Regions from separate parts of the Homo sapiens genome. Here all the other regions are linked to region 1. The links are chromatin contacts, found by Hi-C or POLR2A ChIA-PET in ENCODE. All regions are on one chromosome and are shown on one strand. The core of a region is the stretch at or near the end of the contact, and the rest is flanking DNA. Distances in the headings are between cores, read along the strand shown. Region 1 holds the start of WAS (WASP actin nucleation promoting factor). Region 2 holds the start of ZNF630 (zinc finger protein 630). Region 3 holds the start of SYP (synaptophysin).

Region 1 (4,736 bases), core at 219-2,718:
AAGTTGAGGCTCATTCACAGATTCAATCCATGCCCTCCCCCACCACCCCAGCCCCAATTCATGACAGGTAGGATTCTAGTATTTGGGGGTTGGAGTTGAGATTTGAAGTTCAGACACATAGACTTGGGAGTTTCGCGGGGAGTCCAGCTAAAGTAAGTGCAATTTGGGGTTTGTGGAGAGAGTTATGGTTTAGGAGTTTGGTGGATATTTGATAGCCTTGGGATCTGGAAGTTATGCTGGGTCCATCTTTATGGGTTTAAAAGGATGAATTTGGGGCTTAAACCTAGAAAGTTCAGGTCAGGGGATTGTGGAAAAGACTTTTTGCTTAAGAACTACCTCGGTATTTGAGTGTTCAGGAATTTTAATATGGGAACTCTGGGGTCTGTGCTGTGGATTTAGAAGGACAGATTTGGAGTTCAAGGATCAATGGAATATTCAACTTTGGGGTTTGTTGAACAGATTTATGACTTAGGAGCTTGGCAAACATCTGGGGTTCAGGAGTTTTGATGAGAGATTCCTGGGATGCAAAATGTTGAGTTTAGAATAGATTTGAGGTTCAGGTACAAATACAGTGCTCATTTATTGGAATTTGTGGAAAAGATTAGGCTTAGGCAGCAGACTAATACTGGGGGCTTTAGAGATCTTGATACGGAGACTGGGGCCAGTCATTGCAGACTTAGAAAGGCAAGTCAGAGTTTGCCATCTGGATGAGTCTTTGGTTCTGGGGCTCAGGGATTCACTGATCAGGTCTGAGGTCTTGAAGCTATGGACACATATGGACACAGATCTGGGTTTGCGGGTTGAGAACTGGCTTGCAAGTCCAGTCGGGGGTGGGGGGGTCACCTGAAGGCCGTAAAGGCGGATGAAGTAGGACTTCTGGGGGTTATCCTTCACGAAGCACACAGCCCCACAATGCTCCTTGGTCCAGTGCTCAGCTCCAGGGGGCAGCGCCAGGTACAGCTGAACAACTGCAGTGGCCAGCGTCTGGGAGAGGAAAGCAGGGGTCAGTGGAGTCTGGTCAGGGGTAGCCACAAGGTCTTGGAGCCAGACCTGGTCCTTCCTGCCTCATGACAGTCATGGGCCCAAAGGAAGAGCTGCAGCCAGAGGGAAGGCAAGTAGACATTGAGATCTTCCTGGGAAGGGTGGATTATGACGGGAAATTCTAGGAGAGGAGATGATGGAGAGGGAAAGGAGGAGCGGGAGGAGGGGAAGAGAGAGAAGGAGGAGAGGAAGAGGAAGAAACGGTGGGGACGGGGCGGGGGCAGGAGATCCCCAGCTCACCAAGCATTTTCGTCCAAGCATCTCAAAGAGTCGCTGGTTCTCGTGGTCCTGGAGGAGGGTGGAGGGTATGTTCTGCTGAACCGCTGGTGCTCCTCGGCCCCCGGGCCTTCCTCCCATTGGGCCCCCACTCATGGTGCTTTCTGCCCTTGTCTTCTCTGGCGAGGCTCTGGGTGCAGGGTAAGAAGAGGAACTTCCGCAATGAGCAGCAAGGGAACAGGAAATGCAAAAAACCACAAGGGACAAGGGAAACAAGTCCTCCAGGGGCCCCTTGGTGGGCCTGGCCTCCTCGTTAGGCTGAGCTTGGGCCCTCCGCCATCAGATTGGAACCCTCCTCCACTTGACTGCTTAGACCCACCTTTTGGATCAGCTTGGGTCCTCCTCCCCCTTTCTTACTCTCTGGGGCCCATCTCCTTCTGACTGGCTCAGACCCTCCTCCCTCTGGCTGGCAGCGAGAGCTTAGCACATCTGTGTGCAGGGCTCCCTGTGGCAAGGAGTAGTCATGGGCCTGGGTGGCCTCCTTTCTAAAGCACCTAGGTAGCCTGAGGCTGAGGCCCGAGGTCCCTAGTCCGGAAGGGTTACTACAGTAAAACTTTTCCTTTTGGCTGGGGACAATAGCTCACACCTGTAATCCCAGCACTTTGGGAGGCCGAGACGAGTGGATCACTTGAGGTCAGGAGTTCAAGACGAGCCTGGGCAACATGGCAAAACCCCATTTCCACTAAAAAATACAAAAATTAGCCAGGCATGGTGGCACACACCTGTAGTCCTAGCTGCTCAGGAGGCTGAGGCAGGAGAATCGCTTGAACCCAGGAGGCGGAGGTTGCAGTGAGCTGAGACTGCACCACTGCACTCCAGCCTGGATGATGACAGAGCAAGACCCTTGTCTCAAAAACAGCAACAACAACAACACAACAAAAACCCTTTTCCTTTTAATTACAGAGCGAGCCCCTGTGATCCACGCCTATCGTGAGTGCTTAGACACTGCCAATGACGCATATGCCTCTGGTCCACTTCCCCATCCCTTACCCTTGCCTCCCCGCAGCTCCCAAATTACTTTCTGCTTGTCATACTTTTTTTTTTCTTTTTTTTTTTGAGATGGAGTCTCACTCTGTCGCCAGGCTGGAGTGCGGTGGCACGATCTCGGCTCACTGCAACCTTTGCCTCCCGGGTTCAAGTGACTCTCCTGCCTCAGCCTCCCAAGTAGCTGGGACTACAGGCACACGCCACCACGCCCAGCTAATTTTTTTGTATTTTTAGTAGAGACAGGGTTTCACCATGTTGGCCAGGATGGTCTCGATTTCTCGACCTCGTGATCCACCTGCCTCGGCCTCCCAAAGTATTAGAATTACAGGCGTGAGCCACCGTGCCCAGCCCATCCCTTTTTTAAAGAAAGGAACTTTATATCATATATGAATGCCTGAACAACATCTTGTTTAGTTTTCATTGCACTTGAAGTTTGTAAAAGCACATAATCTTCAAAGGCTTGCTTTCTCCCCACTGGACATCCTAGTTTTATCTTAACACTCACATAGCACTTAACGTGTGTGCCAGTCACTGTTCTGACCCCTTTGCCCGGAGTGCGAGCCAGGCAGGCCAGGTGTGAGTGCATGGTCTCGTCCCTCCACGCCTTCACTCTTGGCTGTTGCTGTGATTCCTGTTTGCCTATAGTGGTAGCTGTTCATTTATTTCCACTGCCATACAGCATTCCATGGTGTGCATGTGCAGCCTGGGTGTCCATATTCTCCTGTAACAGCCCTTTGGGCTGCTTCTGGTTCTTGCTGTTGGGAGCAACACTGCAGTGTTCACTCCCGCACACATCTCCTGGTCCACATAGGCATGCAGACTCTCAGACGGGAATCTGAGGGCTGTAGGGTTTGCATGTCTCTAACTTCTCCAGATGATGCCAGACTATTTCCACAAGTGAATGCTAGCTCAGTCCCCGGCCTCCCCAGGCCTCAGTTTCCCCATGTATGAGGTAGGCCATTTGGAGACTTGAAGCTCTCAGATACAGGAACAGCAGTTTGGGGGAGCTGAGCAGGTCTGGGGTGTGACTGACATTCCCAGGTACCTGAAGGAGGAACGGCACATCTCCAGTTGGGACCTGCAGTCCTTCCTGGAAACTTCCATGGCTTCCCACACGTGCAGGTTCAAAGCCTCTCTCCTGAACCTAGGTTCAGAACCCCTTCTGCAGTGGCAGTTCCAACCTCCCTCCCGTGTCCCCACTCACAGCTAAGCTTCGGGCCTGGAGCACCTCCAACCTGCTGATCAGGGCAAGCCCCGATGTGGCCTTCAAGGCCATTGCACGTGTTCATTGTGACACTGCTCACTGAGCAGTCAGTGTGTGCTAGGCGTATCTCCAGCATTTGGACAGATGACACTAAATGGGTATTGAAGCATTGAATGAAGGTTCAGTAATGATATCCAATTTGATTCAGTGGTTCCAGAGGCTTTTCTAAGTGCTTTCCATTTATTAACTCATTTCACATTCACAGATGACCCCACAAAGTAAGCACTACTGGCCGGGTGCGGTGGCTTACGCCTGTAATCCCAGCACTTTGGGAGGCCGAGGCAGCCAGATCACGAGGTCAGGAGTTCGAGACCAGCCTGACCAACATGATGAAACCCCGTCTCTACTAAAAATACAAAAATTACCCTGGTGTGGTGGTGCACACCTGTAATCCCAGCTACTCAGGAGGCTGAGGCAGGAGAATCACTTGAACCTGGGAGGCGGAGGTTGCAGTGAGCCGAGATCGTGCCATTGCACTTCAGCCTGGGTGACAAGAGCAAGACTCCATCTCAAAAAAAAACACAAAAAACGTAAGCACTACTGTTACCCCATTGTACTGACTGGGAAGCTGAGGCCCAGAGGAGCTTGGGTGCCTTGCCCGAGGTCACACAGCTTGTGAGTGGTGGAGCTGAGGAAAATTATGAGAGAAATTGTTGTTCCCAAGCTGTGAGGTGCCACATGGAGGCCAAGATAAAATTCTTCTGCTCCTTTGTGTCTTTTATTCTCCACCTTTCTACTTCTTTCTCGGCCTCCAGAACTGTCCCCTTGAATAGGGGATGCTAAGCCTCTGATATATTTGCTGGTTGTTGGTGTTGTTGTTGTTGTTTTTAATGTGAAAGCAAGTTTATTAAGAAAGTAAAGGAATAAAGAATGGCTACTCCATAGGCAGAGCAGCAGCTTGGGCTGCTGGACTAAGGATACTTACAGTTATTTCTTAATTATATGCTAAACAAGGGGTGGATTATTCATGAGTTTTCCAGGAAAGGGGTGGGCAATTCCGGGAACTGAAGGTTCTTCCCCTTTTTAGACCATGTGGGGTGACTTCTTGATGTTGCCATGGCACTGTCATGGCGCTGGTGGAAGTGTCTCTTAGCATGCTAGTGCATCATAATTAGTGTATAATGAGCAGTTAGGAAGACCAGAGGTTACTTTCATTGCTGTCTTGGTT
Region 2 (4,736 bases), core at 1,006-3,505, 610 kb after region 1:
AGTGCCCAGTGAAACCCATATCATATTTCTGACATGTAGGACTGTAAGATAATAAATTTGTGTTGTTTTGAGCAAGTAAGTCTGTGATAATTTGCTATAGCAACAACAGGAAATGAATACAGGCATCTTTGAAATATTCCATCATTGATGGCCCGTCTGGTCTATACTCAAACCATGTCCTTCTTAACTCTTCCACCATCCCTATCCCTCTGACCTCACCTCAAACCCCAGCTGTTGTTAGCAATTCCACCATCAAAGTCTCTTATCTGTGCTCTCCAACCTGGGCTTCTATTAACTCTTCCAACCTAAATCAACCCTTAATTTTACCTTGAACTGGGGAATCTGTTATCCATTCCACTATTAATGGGTTTGGATCTAGAGAGAGAATTCAGGGCTTTGAGGGTGGAAAATTAATAATCCTGGGTCTATGTGTTAAGCTTGAGTTTCTGTTCACTTTTCCATCACCAGGGCAATTTACATGTGAATCTTTTTGCATGTCTGTTAACTCTTTCCCCATTACTGCCCCTCAGTTCTTGCTCACTGCAACCTCCACCTCCCAGGTTCTAGTGATTCTCATGCTTCGGCCACCCAAGCAGCTGGAATTACAGGCATGCACCACCACGTCTGGGTAATTTTCGTATTTTTAGTAGAGACAGGTTTTCGCCAAGTTGGCTATGCTGAGTCCTGGCTTCAAGTGATCTGCCTGCCTCCACCTCCCAAAATGCTGGGATTATAGGAGTGAGCCACTACGCTCTGCATCCCTCAGATCTTTACACTGACTGCAGGCCTCAGTTGAGTCCTCTCCATCTATGATCCTTTGGTATGTACAGAAAATCAAGGCTGTACTAACTTTTTAGCTACTTGTGCCCCTTCTCCTGTATCCACCAACCCCAATCCTCAGTTAACATTTATTTTTATAGAGATGGAGTCTCACTATGTTGCCCAGACTGGTCTTGATCTCCTGGGCTCACATGATCCTCCCGCCTCAGCCTCCCAAAGTCCTGGGATTACAGGTGTCAGCCACTGTGCCCGGCCCTCAGTTAACATTTTTTTCTTATTTTTATTTTTTGAGACAGAGTTTTGTCTCTCCCCCAGGTTGGAGTGCAGTGTCACAGTCTTGGCCCACTGCAACCTCCACCTCCCAGGTTCAAGCGATTCTCATGCCTCAGCCTCCCAAGCAGCTGAGACTACAGGCATGTGCCACCACATCTGGCTAAATTTTGTATTTTTAGTAGAGATAGGGTTTTGCCATGTTGGCCAGGCTGGTCTCTAACTCCTGGCCTCAAGTGATCCTCCCGCCTTGGCCTCCCAAAGTTCTGAGATTGCAAGTGTTAGCCACTGTGCCCAGCCCTCAGTTAACATTTTTATCATGAATGCCATTTGGTTTGACTTTGAAGTCAGACCTTGATTAATTCTTCCACCATCATTACCCCTTTGGTATAGGCTGTGAATTCCGGGGCTCTGTTAACCACATCACGTGACTTTAATGGGTCTCTGGTCTTGGCTCAGATTTGGGTCTAAGTTAACCTTCCATTTAAGGCCTCTCTGAAATAACTTTGGAATTGGGTTACTATTGCACCACCAGTGCCCCTCTGATTTGATCTTCAAGCAGGATATTTGTTAATGTTTTCTCCATCCATACACCCTGATAGAGGTCTTGAATCCTAGGACTTTCTTAACTATTGTAACCATCAGAGTTCCCGTTTTGTATCGAACATGAACCTTTGTTAACTCTGCAATCCTGTTCCGGGCTGACTTCCAATCCAGCCCTTTGTTAAGTCGTCTAAAACCAATGTCCCTTAGGTTTTACCTCGAACCTCTGACTCTATGAACTCTTTTAGTTTTGATACGGGCTGCAAAAGGCCATATAAGCCTACTTGAACTAGGGCAGGCAGAAGTCCAGGCTGTAAATGACAGGTGAAGGTGGGCCCTTCCGTGTTCAAAGGAGCCAATGGAGGACCGGTGGGCAGTGAGTGACAGATGGGGGCGGGTCCTGACGCCAAGCAGGAACAATAGGAAGGCGGCAGGGCGCCGAGGCCAGGTGGGGAGAAGTGGGCGGGTATGTGTGAGCCCCCTGAAAGGCTGCATGATGTCAAAGGTCTCTTCCCTTTCTCCAGACGTTTTAGGAATTCGCTTCTGCGGAGGAATCTCCCGGGGGGTGCTCTGTCCAGCCTTCCCACTTTCCCCGTTTCCCACCCTGCCATGTCGCCACGCCTTTGCTCAGGCCGTGCCTCTTCTGGTGGCCGGGAACGCCCACTCACCCGGACAAGTCGCGGCCCTTCCAAGCCTCACACTGCTTTCGTAGGATCAATTCCGAATACCCAAACTCGGAGATATCACGAGGACTCCCCCGGGCCCCCAAACGCACCTCTCCTCTGGCTGGAATGGGAGCCTCCAGAAGCAGTGCGAGACCACGGCCAGCGACAGAGGTCCTGGCGCTGGCGGAATGACGCCATTTTTGTTACTGGTAGAGCTCGGCTTCGTGGCTGTTTCGGAGCCACCGAAAGATAAGCTCCCTCGTCACCCTGACATCTCTCCGGGAAGACTGGAAGGGAAATGGCCTTTCGGGGGATGTTGAACGCATTTGGGCAGGCGGGGAGCCAAGCCCGGCTTGAGAGCAGAGCCGGGGTGAGGGGCCTGGCTGAGTGCTGCGGGTCTATGTGATCAGTGACGGATGGAGACAAGTGGAGGGCCTGAGGAGGGGATTGAGTGACGTGGAGAACAGTGATAGGGGAGCCTGTGGGACCAGGGGTAACAGTATGTGGGTTATGCAAATGGGAGTTTGTGGGGTGATGGGGGATCTGTGCGGTGTTTGATGATGTCTGTAAGGGTGAGTGATGGGGCTTCTATGGGATGGGTGAAGGGAGTCTGGGGTGAGTGATGGGTGGTCTGTAGGGTGAGGGATGCTGATCCGTGGGGTGAGTGGATAGGGGGATCTGGGGTGAGGGATGAGGGTCTATGAGGACAAGAATGGGAGTGTGTGTGGGGTCAGTGTTGACATTCTGTGGGGTCCATGATGGGTGGCTTTTTCAGATCAATCATATGTGCATGAATGAACAAAAATCTCTGCTCCTGTGGTGTCCACATTCCGATGGAGAAGTCCAACTTGGTGGTTTGATTTGTATTTCCCTCATGACCAATAAGTTTGAGCACATTTTCTTATATGGATTCATCACTTGGAGATCTTCTTTTGTGAGGGGCCTGTCTTTTGTTCATTTTTCTGTTGGACTCTCTGCCCTTTTCTTAATGATTTGTAGGAATTTTTTTTTTTTTTTTTTTTTTTAGACGAAGTCTCACTCTGTCGCCCAGGCTGGAGTGCAGTGGAGAAATCATGGTTCACTGCAACCTCCACCTCCTGGGTTCTAGCAATTATCCTACCTCAGCCTCCCGAGTAGCTGGAATTACAGGCGCCTGCCACCACGCCTGGCTGATTTTTTTGTATTTGTAGTAGAGACAGGGTTTCGCCATGTTGGCCAGGCTGGTCCCGAACTCTTGACCTCAGGTGATACACCCACCTCGGCCTCCCAAAGTGCTGGGATTACAGGTGTGAGCCACCGTGCCCGGCCAGGAATTGTTTTTATATATTCTGATACCACTCCTTTAGTAGTGGTATGTGTTTTGCAAATATCTCCTTCCAGCTTTTGGCTTCTCTTTTCATTTTATGGCTTTAAATATGAAGATTTTCAGTTAATTTTGAACTGTAAAGCACATTCTTCAGTTAAAAAGCAGACAATATCGGCTGGGCGTGGTGGCTCACACCTATAATCCCAGCACTTTGGGAGGCCGAGGCGGCCGGATCACGAGGTCAGGAAATCGAGACCATCCTGGCTAACACGGTGAAACCCCGTCTCTACTAAAATTACAAAAAAATTAGCTGGGCGTGGTGGCGGGCTCCTGTAGTCCCAGCTACTGGGGAGGCTGAGGCAGGAGAATGGAGTGAACCAGGGAGGCGGAGCTTGCAGTGAGCCGAGATCGCGCCACTGCACTCCAGCCTGGGCGACAGAGCGAGACTCCATCTCAAAAACAAAAAACAAAAAACAAAAAAAAAAAAAACAGACAATGTCCTGTGGAATTTAGGAGGATAACTAATTTTTTAGGGCATCCAGAAGCAAGGGGTGTTGCCTGAAAATCTTAGTGCTAGGACAGCTTGGGAGGAGTTCTTTACTTTTTGTTCCTCTACCACCTCGCTCTAAATCACTGGCAGTGTGATCTTAGACAACTCATGAAACCTCTCTAGGCATCAGTTTCCCACTGCGAAATGAGGATAATAGCAGGGCCTACCCTGTGAGGCTTGGGATGAGAAGTGAGTTAATACCTGAATGTTACCTATTCGCCATAGTTTTGCAGCACTAATTTTGTATATATTTCATGGATCTTCCTTGAACTCAAGGTTACTGCTGCTCATGTAATACCAAAATCTGGTGAAGGAAATTAAATACCAAGGAATAAGGTTTTGTCAGCTATGGTTGCTTTGGAGGGTCACAACCCATTGTAATATCTAAGAAGCTTTTTTTTGTTTTTGTTTTGTTTTGTTTTGTTTTGCCTCCAAGAACTAATTTTTGTCCCCTTGGGGGCAGTATCACCCCCCAGTGAGAATGTGTGATCTACATGGTATTTTTTTTTTGTTTTCTTTTCTTTTCCTTTTTTTTTTTCTTTGACAGGGTCTCATTCTGTTGCCCAGGCTGGAGTGCAATGGCGTGATCTCAGCACATTGCAACCTCCGCCTCCCGGATTCA
Region 3 (4,736 bases), core at 2,237-4,736, 520 kb before region 1:
AGATGGTGAGAAGTGAGTGGATTCCAGAGATGTGTAGGAGGTAAAATGAACCATTTATTGGGCCCTGTGCTAACTGCATTACAGTGATCATCTCGTTGAATCAGTGCAACAACCTTATAGGTATCATTTTAAACCATCTTACCTGTCCAGGGTCAAACAAGAAGTATCAGAGGTGGCATTCAAATTCAAGCAGTTTGATGCCAAGATCCATGCTTTTAACCCCTCCTGTGTACTGCTTCCCCAATAAGGCAACAACAGGGAAGTATCCATTACATATATGTGTGAATTTTCATGTTTAAAAAAACAGGTATTGAGCTGGGCATGGTGACTCATGCCTGTCATCTCAGCACTTTGGGAGGCTGAGGCGGGAGGATCACTTGAGCCCAGGAGTTCAAGACCAGCCTGGGCAACAAAGTGAGACCTCGTCTCTACAAAAATATTTAAAAATTAGCTGGGCGTGGTGTCTCACGCCTGTGGTCCCAGCTACATAGGAGGCTGAGGCAGGAGGATCGCTTGAGCCCAGGAGGTCGAGGCTGCAGTGAGCCATATTCATGCCACTGGACTCCAGCCTGGGCAACACAGGGAAACCCTGTCTCAAAAAAAAGATATTCATTCAGATGGTTCAAAATTCAAAAGGTAGGCCAGATGCAGTGGCTCACACCTGTAATCCCAGCACTTTGGGAGGCCAAGTGGACAGTGGATCACTTAAGGTCAGGAGTTCACAACCAGCCTGGCCAACATGGCAAAACCCCATCTCTACTAAAAAAAAAAAAAAAAAAAAAAAAAATAGCCGGACGTGGTGGTTTGTGCTTGTAATCCCAGCTACTCAGGAGGCAGAGGTAGGAGAATCGTTTGAACCCAGGAGGCGGAGGTTGCAGTGAACTGAGATTGCACCACTGCACTCCAGCCTGGGCAACAGAGTGAGACTCTGTCTCAAAAACAAAACAAAACAAAACTACTGAGATGCTGTTTTTCATCTTTCAGGGTGGTGAGTATCAAAAAGTTTGATAATGTTCCATACTGGCAGGTTGGCCAGAAACAAGCGTTCTCATAAATCGCTTGTGGAAGTTTCATTGGTATAACCTGTGTAGAAGGCAACTGGGCAAAATCTAGAAAAATAAATTCATTTACTGTTTTGTTCAGCTTCATACTTCTAGGAATTTCTTACAGGTAGACTCATATATGTGCTAAAAGGTGTATGTATAAGATGATACACTACCAGGCTGTTTATTTTTTTATTTTATTTGAGATGGAGTCTCAAAAGGTACAAAGGGGTATAAAGTGAAAAGTTTCCCTACCCTCTGGAAGCAAATAGTATTATCAGGTATCTTTCACAGACATACAAGATGGTGTGCTGAAAAAAAAAAGATGGTGTACTGATAAGTTAGCACAGTGGCTAAGAGTAACAGGTGCTGGAGCCAGACTTCCTGGGTTCATATCCTGGTTCTACCAATTTACCAGCTGTGTGAACTTAGGAAAATTCCTCTCCGCCTCTTAGTTTATTCAGCTGTAAAACAAAGATAGTTGTCGTACCTGTCACATAGGGTTACAGTAAGAATTTAAGTGAGTAATACAGGCAAAGTTCTCTAAAGAGTACTTGACAGAAAACAGCCACAATTTAAATGTTAGCTATTCTCTGTCTGATATAACCCTTCTCTTCTCTTTGTACACAATTACCACACAGTTTGACATCTTGCATTTTTTACTTAACTAAATATCTTGGCAATCATTCCATAGTTCCATGTTATTATAATGACAGCGGCATAGTATCAGAGTTTATTTAAACAGGCTACCAACAATGAGCACTTTGGGAGTGTCCATTCTTTATCCTATTATAAACAGCCCTGGCCTGGCCCAGTGGCTCACACCTGTAATCCCAGCACTTTGGGAGGCCGAGGCAGGCAGATCACATGAGGTCAGGAGTTCATGACCACCCTAGCCAATATGGCGAAACCCCATCTCTACTAAAACTACAAAAAAAAAAAAAAAAATTAGATGGGCGTGGTGGTGAATGCCTGTAATCTCAGCTACTCAGGGAGGGTGAGGCAGGGAGAATTGCTTGAACCCGGGAGGCGGAGGTTGCAGTAAGCGGAGATCATGCCACTGCACTCCAGCCTGGGCAACAGAGTGAGACTCCGTCTCAAAAAAAAATAAAAAATAAACAGCCCAGTCATGTATTATCTTATACATATATCTTTTAGCACATGTATGAGTCTATCTGTAAGATGAATTCCTAGAAGTATGAAGGTGAACCAAACAGTAAATGAATTTGTTATTTTTTTTTTTTAGATTTTGCCCGATTGCCTTCTACACGTTATACCAATGAAACTTCCACAGGCGATTTATGAGAACGCTTGTTTCTGGCCAACCTACCAATACGGAACGTTATCAAACTTTTTGATACTCACCACCCTGAAAGATGAAAAACAGTATCTCAGTATTTTTGTTTGCTTGTTTGTTTTTGAGATGGAGTCTCGCTCTGTTGCCCAGGCTGGAGTGCAGTGGTGCAATCTCGCCTCAGTGCAACCTCCGCCTCCTGGGTTCAAGCAATTCTCCTGCCTCAGCCTCCCAAGTGGCTGGGATTACAGGCGCCTGCCACCACAGCCAGCTAATTTTTGTATTTTTAATAGAGATGGGGTTTCACTATGTTGGCCAGGCTAGTCTCAAACTCCTGACTTCAAGTGATCCACTGTCCACTTCGGCCTCCCAAAGTGCTGGGATTACAGGCATGAGCCACTGCGCCTGGCCGAAGTTGAGCATCTTAAGCCCCAACTGTATTTTGGATTTTGCATCATAGCCATCACTGTTGACCTTGATGGGCCTAGTTTTAGTCGCAGGAAGGAGGGTTATTCCAATTAAGAGAGAGCTAAGGAATAAATAGGTAAAGTGGTAGAGTTCGAGTAGGCATTAATTTGACAAAGAGGAAGAAAGAAATAAGGGAGATGGCTAGATGGGGGCAGGAGTTTCAGGGTGTGCTTAAAATGCAGACTATGAAAAAGGAACCTGGAAGGCCTTGAACCGTGTTTAAACTGCAGGGACTCTGGGCACTGCCAGCTAGTAGCTGGCTGACCTTGTGAGAGTCACTTAAGCTCTCTGGGGAATTATTTTCCTCGTCTGTAAAAACGGCCTAATAGTCCCTACAACGTAGGACTTCTGTAAGCATTAAATGAGTGAACATGTTTAACAAACTCAGAAAAGAGCCTGGCAAAGTTGTCACACTGTAGGACCGAGCAGGGAGGTCTCCTCTCCCCGGCCCTCGACTTGTGTTTTCCCAACGCATATTCCCGCACGCTCTCACGGCTCCAGCCTCCGGGCCGGAATGGCTGCCGGTGAGACTGTGGTACAACCCGCTGTGCGCAGGCGCGTGGCGGGCAAGGAGGGGGCGCGAGGGGCGGGGCTGCAGCCGCCTGGGCTGTTCCAACGAGCGCGCGCCGCCCCCGCCGCGCCCCGCGCCGCCCTTGCTAGCCGAGCCTCCCGCCCCCTGCATTGCTGATGCTGCTGCTGGCGGACATGGACGTGGTGAATCAGGTACGCGCTCCAGCACCGTGGACAGAGCCCGCCGCCGCCCGGCTGCCTAGGCCGGGTCGCTCAGGCCAGCCGACTCTGGGAGGTGGTGGCCAGGGTCTGGCAGCGGAGACCCGGTCCCCGGCGCTGGGGATGGGGGTCTGCGGCAGGTGAAGGGGAGGAAGGGGGAGGTGGAGAAAAGGAGTGCGCTCTTTGCCGCAGCGAGGGCCGTCCTCACTGCCGCAGCGGGGGCCCCCGGAGCCCCGTTTATTACTGGCGACCGCGAGGGGAGGAATAGGGGCCTGGGGGCTGGAGTGAGGGCAAGGGACAAGGGGAGGGGAGAGTGGAAGGAAGATGGGGGGTGCTGCGGATAAGCTAGGAAATAGAGCGACAGAAGGTGTGGGGGCGGGGATGGGGGAGAGGGCTGGCACCCGCCCCTCCCAAACAGAGACTGTACCCCCATAGGCGACCACCCCTTCCCCCAGAGCACACCTAGGGGACAATCCGGTTTTACTCCTTCCAAAACCCCCAGCCTCCTCACCCCCAACACATAGCGACTGAAGCCGTGTCCCAGCCCTCCCCCACCTTAATCAGTCCAGACCCTCTCCGCCATGTCTCTCGTCTTTGCCACCTCAGAAACTCACCCCCAATCAGTCCCAACCCTTCCCCATCCCCATCACCTCAAATATCTACCGCCACCGCCGTCTAACACACCTTTACCCCTGCAGACCCTTCCCCCACCTGAGCCAAACCGACTCCTGCCCCGTTATGACTCACCTTCACCATCACAACCCCCCCACCCGAATGCACCCCACTCCATCCCCATTCTCTACCCGAACCCCTTCCCCATCCGACTCGCCTTTACGTTTCAAACCTGCTCCCCCTCCTTAACTAGTCCTGACCTCATCCCCATCTCCCTCACCCCCGACTTCCTCTGCCATCTGACTCACCATCTCTTCAGACCTTCCCACCAGTCCTTGGACCCTGGGGCTCACACCATCCCCAAGGTGTCACTTTCTCCTTCTCACCCTCTCCCCGAGGTCACATGCTCCATCCCCTGGGGTCATTGATGGGCAGCCTTGCCGCTCACCTCCCTGTACCTCCAACAACCCCACCCCTTCCCCACTGTTTCTCTCCTCAGCTGGTGGCTGGGGGTCAGTTCCGGGTGGTCAAGGAGCCCCTCGGCTTTGTGAAGGTGCTGCAATGGGTGAGTGTGGTCCGGGCTGTTGGGG

The links. Hi-C counts contacts between places; a loop is a spot of excess contacts on that map. ChIA-PET counts read pairs that join two places held with the same protein, here RNA polymerase II (POLR2A). Pooled maps may share reads with other maps.
Region 2: a pooled map shows a loop between it and region 1 (5-fold over the local background). The contact joins the promoter of ZNF630 here to the promoter of WAS in region 1. A Hi-C loop is called at or near these places in 1 of 168 maps with a recorded cell type or tissue (CD4-positive, alpha-beta T cell), 1 of 37 single-sample maps with no recorded cell type and 12 of 50 pooled maps.
Region 3: a pooled map shows a loop between it and region 1 (3-fold over the local background). The contact joins the promoter of SYP here to the promoter of WAS in region 1. A Hi-C loop is called at or near these places in 1 of 37 single-sample maps with no recorded cell type and 9 of 50 pooled maps. POLR2A ChIA-PET finds 5 or more read pairs at or near these places in 1 of 52 experiments (activated CD4-positive, alpha-beta T cell).

The regions. Positions count from the first base shown.
Region 1 is chrX:48,680,531-48,685,266 of GRCh38, reverse strand. It overlaps WAS (WASP actin nucleation promoting factor), which reads right to left and starts at 1,468. Exons shown (of 12, transcript NM_000377.3): 1 at 1,282-1,468; 2 at 844-984. The coding sequence starts at 1,413.
Region 2 is chrX:48,069,159-48,073,894 of GRCh38, reverse strand. ZNF630 (zinc finger protein 630) reads left to right here and starts at 2,255. Exons shown (of 5, transcript NM_001282201.2): 1 at 2,255-2,628. RefSeq lists a silencer at 1,917-2,113 and an enhancer at 2,025-2,284.
Region 3 is chrX:49,198,943-49,203,678 of GRCh38, reverse strand. It overlaps SYP (synaptophysin), which reads left to right and starts at 3,486. Exons shown (of 7, transcript NM_003179.3): 1 at 3,486-3,528; 2 at 4,646-4,711. The coding sequence starts at 3,493. It overlaps SYP-AS1 (SYP antisense RNA 1), which reads right to left. Exons shown (of 2, transcript NR_046649.1): 1 at 4,455-4,736; 2 at 1,225-1,507. RefSeq lists silencers at 3,294-3,533, 3,604-3,653.